Linked DNA regions of Homo sapiens: region 2 is linked to region 1. The links are chromatin contacts, found by Hi-C in ENCODE. All regions are on one chromosome and are shown on one strand. The core of a region is the stretch at or near the end of the contact, and the rest is flanking DNA. Distances in the headings are between cores, read along the strand shown.

Region 1 (2,829 bases), core at 75-2,574:
GGGTTTTGAGTATTTATTACCTTTTAAAAATGTACTTTGTGGCTAGGCATGGTGGCTCACGCCTGTAGTCCCCGCACCGGGAGGCCGAGGTGGGTGGATTGCTTGAGCTCAGGAGTTCAAGACCAGCCTGGGCAACACGGCGAAACCCAGTCTCTACCAAAAATACACACACACACACACACACACACACACACACACACACACACACACAAATTGGCCTAGCGTGGTGTCGTGTGTCTGTGGTCGCAGTTACTCAGGAGACCAAGGTAGGAGGTAGGAAACCAAGGTAGGAGGATCACCCGAGGTCGGTAGTTCGAGACCAGCCTGACCAACATGGAGAAACCCTGTCTTTACTAAAAATACAAAATTAGCTGGGCGTGGTGGTGCATGCCTGTAATTCCAGCTACTTGGGAGGCTGAGACAGGAGAATGGCTTGAACCCGGAAGGCGGAGTTTGCGGTGAGCTGAGATCGCGTCATTGCACTCCAGCCTGGGCAACAAGAGCAAAACTCCGTCTCAAAAAAAAAAAAATATATATATATATGTGTGTGTGTGTGTGTGTGTGTGTATGTATATATATATATGTATGTGTATATATATGTATGTGTGTGTGTGTGCATATATATATATACACTTTGTTTAATTGTAAGTGTGTTTAGTTTAATTTTTAATAATGTCCGTGATTAACAGCTGGCTGGCAAGATTCCTGAGAACTGAAGAGTTTGCCCCAGCCCATCCAGCACACCATGGGCCCAGGGCAGACCTTGGGGCTAGGCGGTCTTGGGTTCCAGAGGGCTCCCATGCCCCTGTCCTATTGCTCTTCTGGCAATAGGACATTTACGCGGGGGGGGGGGTGGTTCTTGATTCTGGGTCTTTTAGGGGACTCTGTGATTAAGAAACAGCAGGGATGTTGCAACAGCAGGGATGAGGTGGGCCTGGGGACGGGTCAGTGAAGGGTCTTCATTCCTAGCTGCTGACCTGATCTGCCCTGAGATAAAAGACTAAGACCCAGAGAGTGAACGCTGTCCGCGGGGGCAGAAGCGAGTGAGGCGTCGGGACAGTGGGGCATAACCAAGAGCAAAACGCAAACTGAGACTTCAGCGCCGGTTTCTCGGGCCAGCCCACGCCTCCTGCCTCAGCTCAATGCCACTCCCTCCCCGCCAAGTGGCTCTCCGCTCTGGAGGCGGGACCGAGTTCTCCGGTGGCCCCTGGAGGCTCCGGCAGCGAGCTCTGGGAGGCTGGGAGGGGAGTGAGGGGAGGGGCGCTGACTGGGCCGTCCAAAGAGGAGGGGGCCTTTAATAGGCTCGCCCAGCGCCTGGCTTGCTGCGCTGCGAGTGGCTGCGGTTGCGAGAAGCCGCCCGGCACCTTCCGCTAGTTCTCGGCTGCAAATCTTCGTCCTTGCACTTGACAGCGATTGTACTTAAGCTCCCAGGGCGCGCTTTGCTTGGAAAGGCACAGGTAGGAAGCGCGGGCTGCCGGGTGCACGCTCGCCGCCCTGGGAGGAGTCTCCCTCCCTTGGCTCTCCTTTCTGGGAACTGCCGGCTGTCCCGTAGCGTTGGCGGTTCCAGAGTGCGGGCTGCACGGAGACCGCGGCAGCGGCCGGAGAGCCCGGCCCAGCCCCTTCCCACAGCGCGGCGGTGCGCTGCCCGGCGCCATGCTTCTGCTGGGCATCCTAACCCTGGCTTTCGCCGGGCGAACCGCTGGAGGCTCTGAGCCAGAGCGGGAGGTAGTCGTTCCCATCCGACTGGACCCGGACATTAACGGCCGCCGCTACTACTGGCGGGGTCCCGAGGACTCCGGGGATCAGGGACTCATTTTTCAGATCACAGCATTTCAGGAGGACTTTTACCTACACCTGACGCCGGATGCTCAGTTCTTGGCTCCCGCCTTCTCCACTGAGCATCTGGGCGTCCCCCTCCAGGGGCTCACCGGGGGCTCTTCAGACCTGCGACGCTGCTTCTATTCTGGGGACGTGAACGCCGAGCCGGACTCGTTCGCTGCTGTGAGCCTGTGCGGGGGGCTCCGCGGAGCCTTTGGCTACCGAGGCGCCGAGTATGTCATTAGCCCGCTGCCCAATGCTAGCGCGCCGGCGGCGCAGCGCAACAGCCAGGGCGCACACCTTCTCCAGCGCCGGGGTGTTCCGGGCGGGCCTTCCGGAGACCCCACCTCTCGCTGCGGGGTGGCCTCGGGCTGGAACCCCGCCATCCTACGGGCCCTGGACCCTTACAAGCCGCGGCGGGCGGGCTTCGGGGAGAGTCGTAGCCGGCGCAGGTCTGGGCGCGCCAAGCGTTTCGTGTCTATCCCGCGGTACGTGGAGACGCTGGTGGTCGCGGACGAGTCAATGGTCAAGTTCCACGGCGCGGACCTGGAACATTATCTGCTGACGCTGCTGGCAACGGCGGCGCGACTCTACCGCCATCCCAGCATCCTCAACCCCATCAACATCGTTGTGGTCAAGGTGCTGCTTCTTAGAGATCGTGACTCCGGGCCCAAGGTCACCGGCAATGCGGCCCTGACGCTGCGCAACTTCTGTGCCTGGCAGAAGAAGCTGAACAAAGTGAGTGACAAGCACCCCGAGTACTGGGACACTGCCATCCTCTTCACCAGGCAGGTGAGTTGATCTGCCGTCACTTTGCACCCAGATAGTCCCGTTCTTTAGGGTCACCTCCCCTAGCGCTCCAAATCCCCTTTGTATCGTGCAATGCCTCCGAGTTTAAACCTCGTTGATCTCTTCCGACTCCAACTCTGTGGAGTTTCCAGGGAGAGCCCTCTCCCACGCTCCGCGGAGCGGCGGCTCACGTGCATCTGGGCCATTGGAGGAGAGCCTGCG
Region 2 (3,111 bases), core at 61-2,560, 210 kb after region 1:
GACAGTAAATATTTTAGGCCTGGCTTTCATGTGGTTACTAACCGAACTACTACACTGCTGTCGTAGCATGAGGGCAGCTGTAGGCAGCAGTAAATGAATGAGCATGGCTGTGTTTCAATAAAACTTTATTCACAAACACTGGCAGTTGGATTGGCTTTGGCCCAGCAGTTTGTAGTTTGCCAACCCCCATCTAGATGTGGAGATTCTGAGCTATGGGCATACAGTCTTTGGGGTTGTAAGTCAGTCTTCCCAAGATGAGCTTTTATGTACACTGGGAAGCTGGTGTTGTAAGGGGCCTCAGATAAGCCTAGACTGGTATGAAATCTAGTCCCACCCTCTCATTTTACAGATGAAGCAATAGAAGCTCAGAGAAGTGAAGCAAATCACCCAGAATGAGGCAACAGAACTCATGCTCCTGACACTGAGCCAGGGCACAGCAGTTGCTACATACTTTCTTTGAGTACTTCCAGTATGTTTCCAAGAGCTTTAACAATAATAACACCTAACATACAGATGTTTGCCAGTTTATCATTTAGAATGGTGAGAAAATATATCTTGTTTTATATATGAACAAATTGAAGCTCATAGACTTTCAGTGACCTGCCAGTGGATTCAGCTAGTCATGGATCTAGACACAGACCCATGCCTTTGGACTCTAAGGCTGGCACTATTGTGCTGTAGAAACACGTTCTATAGATAATGCCTCAGCTGCAGAACAGAAGAAGTAGAGAGAAACTGGTAACTTGCCATTGACTCGGTAGCTTTGGTTCTGAATGTATTTCTGGGTAGAGCAATAGAGGGGATCCCTCTTGGTTCCGTCTTTGAAGATTTGATGCTGTGAATTTGGACCTGGCCTGGCAGCAGATCTTAAAGTGACCCCTGCTCTTGAAGTTAAGGATCTCTAGTACTTCCTGGTGCTGCCCCATTAAATGCAAGAATCTGGCATCTACGTAAAACTTTTTTTTTTTTTTTGCATACGTTTTCAGGGATTAGAGAATGCAAGGCACTTGCTGAATAGTGGTCATTAGGTATGGAATAATTCAGGTAGACAAGCTCAGCTTTAGAGATGCTCCCTGCAGCTTTTTTCCTCCCGGGGGAGAGAGGTGGAGAGTAACTGTGTCTTGGTGGTCAGGTACACCTAGCACAGTACAGGGTGCACAGACAGCAGGACACTGCCTGGTTTATATCAGTCCCACCCCTTCCACCCTCTCAGTGACACTCAGTGACACTCTGCCAGGGCAATGGTGCCTGGCGACCTCTTCCCACTCACATTCCTGAGCACTGCTGAACCCAGCCCAGCTAAGCAAAGCCTGCCAAGCAACTCGGCACACAGAGTGCAGTGAACTGCCTAGAAGAATGCAGGGACTGAGGCCAAGGTCTGCTTGGCTTTGTTATCATTTATTTTGGTGTATTTATTTAATTGTATTTGCAATTTCTTCTTCATTTTCCTTCTTTGCTCTTGGATGGCACGTGACAAGGACTTCCTGGCATCACATCTAATTATACTATTTTTAAATTTTCCCTTCACGCCCCATCACTGGCAAATGTTTTTCAAAAAACTTGATGAGATTAAAACTAAATTGACCAGATGGCTTCTTTGCACCTAATTAACACAGTCCACTGGTGCCAGATTTCCAGGGCACAGGGACCCATTATCCTCATGCTTACTTCCTTGAGCTGCACCACTCTGTTCTGCCTTGTATATTTATCAACTCTGGAAATGGATTTAAGGAAATGCACAGGTGTTACTGAGCTAAGAGGAGTCTTGGGGCTTTAGGGTTTGGCAGAGAAATGCAGCAAAATGTGCTGGGAAGAGTCCCTAAGTTGCATGAAGGATCATCTTTTCATCTTCCAATTCTGCTTCCTAAAGCCCAGCTAACAAGGAGAGTAAATGGTCTAGAACTAGAAAGCTAGACCTGGGTTTCATGTTCTGTCCCTGTTGTGTTCATTGTCCAAATTTGTTAGAGGGTATGAGAATTTTCTGGTTAACACTTAGATTCATGCATCCATCCCATATTTTCTAAGTTCCTCTAACATACCAGACACTGAAATAACAGCTGGGGATATCATTACAAATAAGACAGGCAGTCTTTGCCATATCAGAACACATAGTCTATTTGGGGGAAAATATTAAAAAAGGTAGTTCAGGTGTTGTTGCAACCACTTCTTTTCCTTCAAATGGTAGTATTCCATAAACTATAAGGCAATTAAGAGATTTGGAGTATGTCTCTGCAATATCTTCTCCGGGGCCTACAGGGTCATAAGCCTCTCTATTGTTGACAGCCGTGAATGGCCCAGCATCCAAACCTGCCTATGGAGCTGCAGCCCACTTCTCCACTGGATCCAAGAAAGGAATACAGAGGAGCACTCCTTTCCCCACGCAACACAATGGGTTGTGGTACATACGTGACGTTCCTTATGGAAGAGTTGTGGTGATCTCAGAAGGAAACATTCCAACTCAAAAGGACAAAGCCTGAAACTGTACTTAGAACTTCCTATTTTATTACACAAAGGAAAGAGACTTTATCTTGGGCCTTCACAAGGAAGACATCCTTCTCCGACCTGGCTGTCAGGTTCACTTTTATATTCATGTGTATTTCTTCTTTAAGCCTCTCAATCTGCCACCTCTCAAATGTTTTCTCTGGAAAAATACATTTCCTCCACTGGCTGAGGCTCTAGGTTCTTCCTTTCAATCTTCAGTCTCAATTAGCATTAACTAGATGAGCACAGATGTTCACTGACTCTAAGTTTCTCAGGCTACACAGCCCATGAGTGAGTGTGTAAGTAGATCCTGTACCTACCAGTGAAATTGTGACCTGCTGGTTCCCGACTTAAGTGGTATGTTAGCTAAAGATATCACTCTAAGATAAACATAAGCTTTTCTTAGTGTCCAGATAGTTAAATCCCATGATGGAAAAATAATATTTCTGTATTAGCAGGCCTTTCTGGCTTAGTCCCTTGGGAATGATAGGACCTCATTAGTGGGTGAAAGGGCCCCAGGCTCTTTCCTGTTCTGATCAAGCCTGGAAGAATCACACCACAGTAACTTCAGTTTTTAATGGTTATTCTATTTATAATTTGGGAAATAATTACAGTTCTGATTAAATTATG

The links. Hi-C counts contacts between places; a loop is a spot of excess contacts on that map. Pooled maps may share reads with other maps.
Region 2: a loop to region 1 is called in a map of heart right ventricle, with 5 times the contacts of the local background. The contact joins the enhancer-like site here to the promoter of ADAMTS15 in region 1. A Hi-C loop is called at or near these places in 20 of 168 maps with a recorded cell type or tissue (Right ventricle myocardium inferior, Right ventricle myocardium superior, aorta and 7 more) and 13 of 50 pooled maps.

Annotation. Positions count from the first base shown.
Region 1 is chr11:130,447,321-130,450,149 of GRCh38, forward strand. ADAMTS15 (ADAM metallopeptidase with thrombospondin type 1 motif 15) reads left to right here and starts at 1,325. Exons shown (of 8, transcript NM_139055.4): 1 at 1,325-2,610. The coding sequence starts at 1,654.
Region 2 is chr11:130,652,766-130,655,876 of GRCh38, forward strand. No RefSeq gene overlaps it. Among named protein-coding and RNA genes, the nearest start is that of MIR8052, 12 kb to the right of the region's middle. Within about 2 kb of position 1,311, at least 16 of the 41 ENCODE cell types and tissues checked have a DNase peak (open chromatin) inside an H3K27ac peak, as active enhancers do; they include heart right ventricle, where a contact is called at or near this core.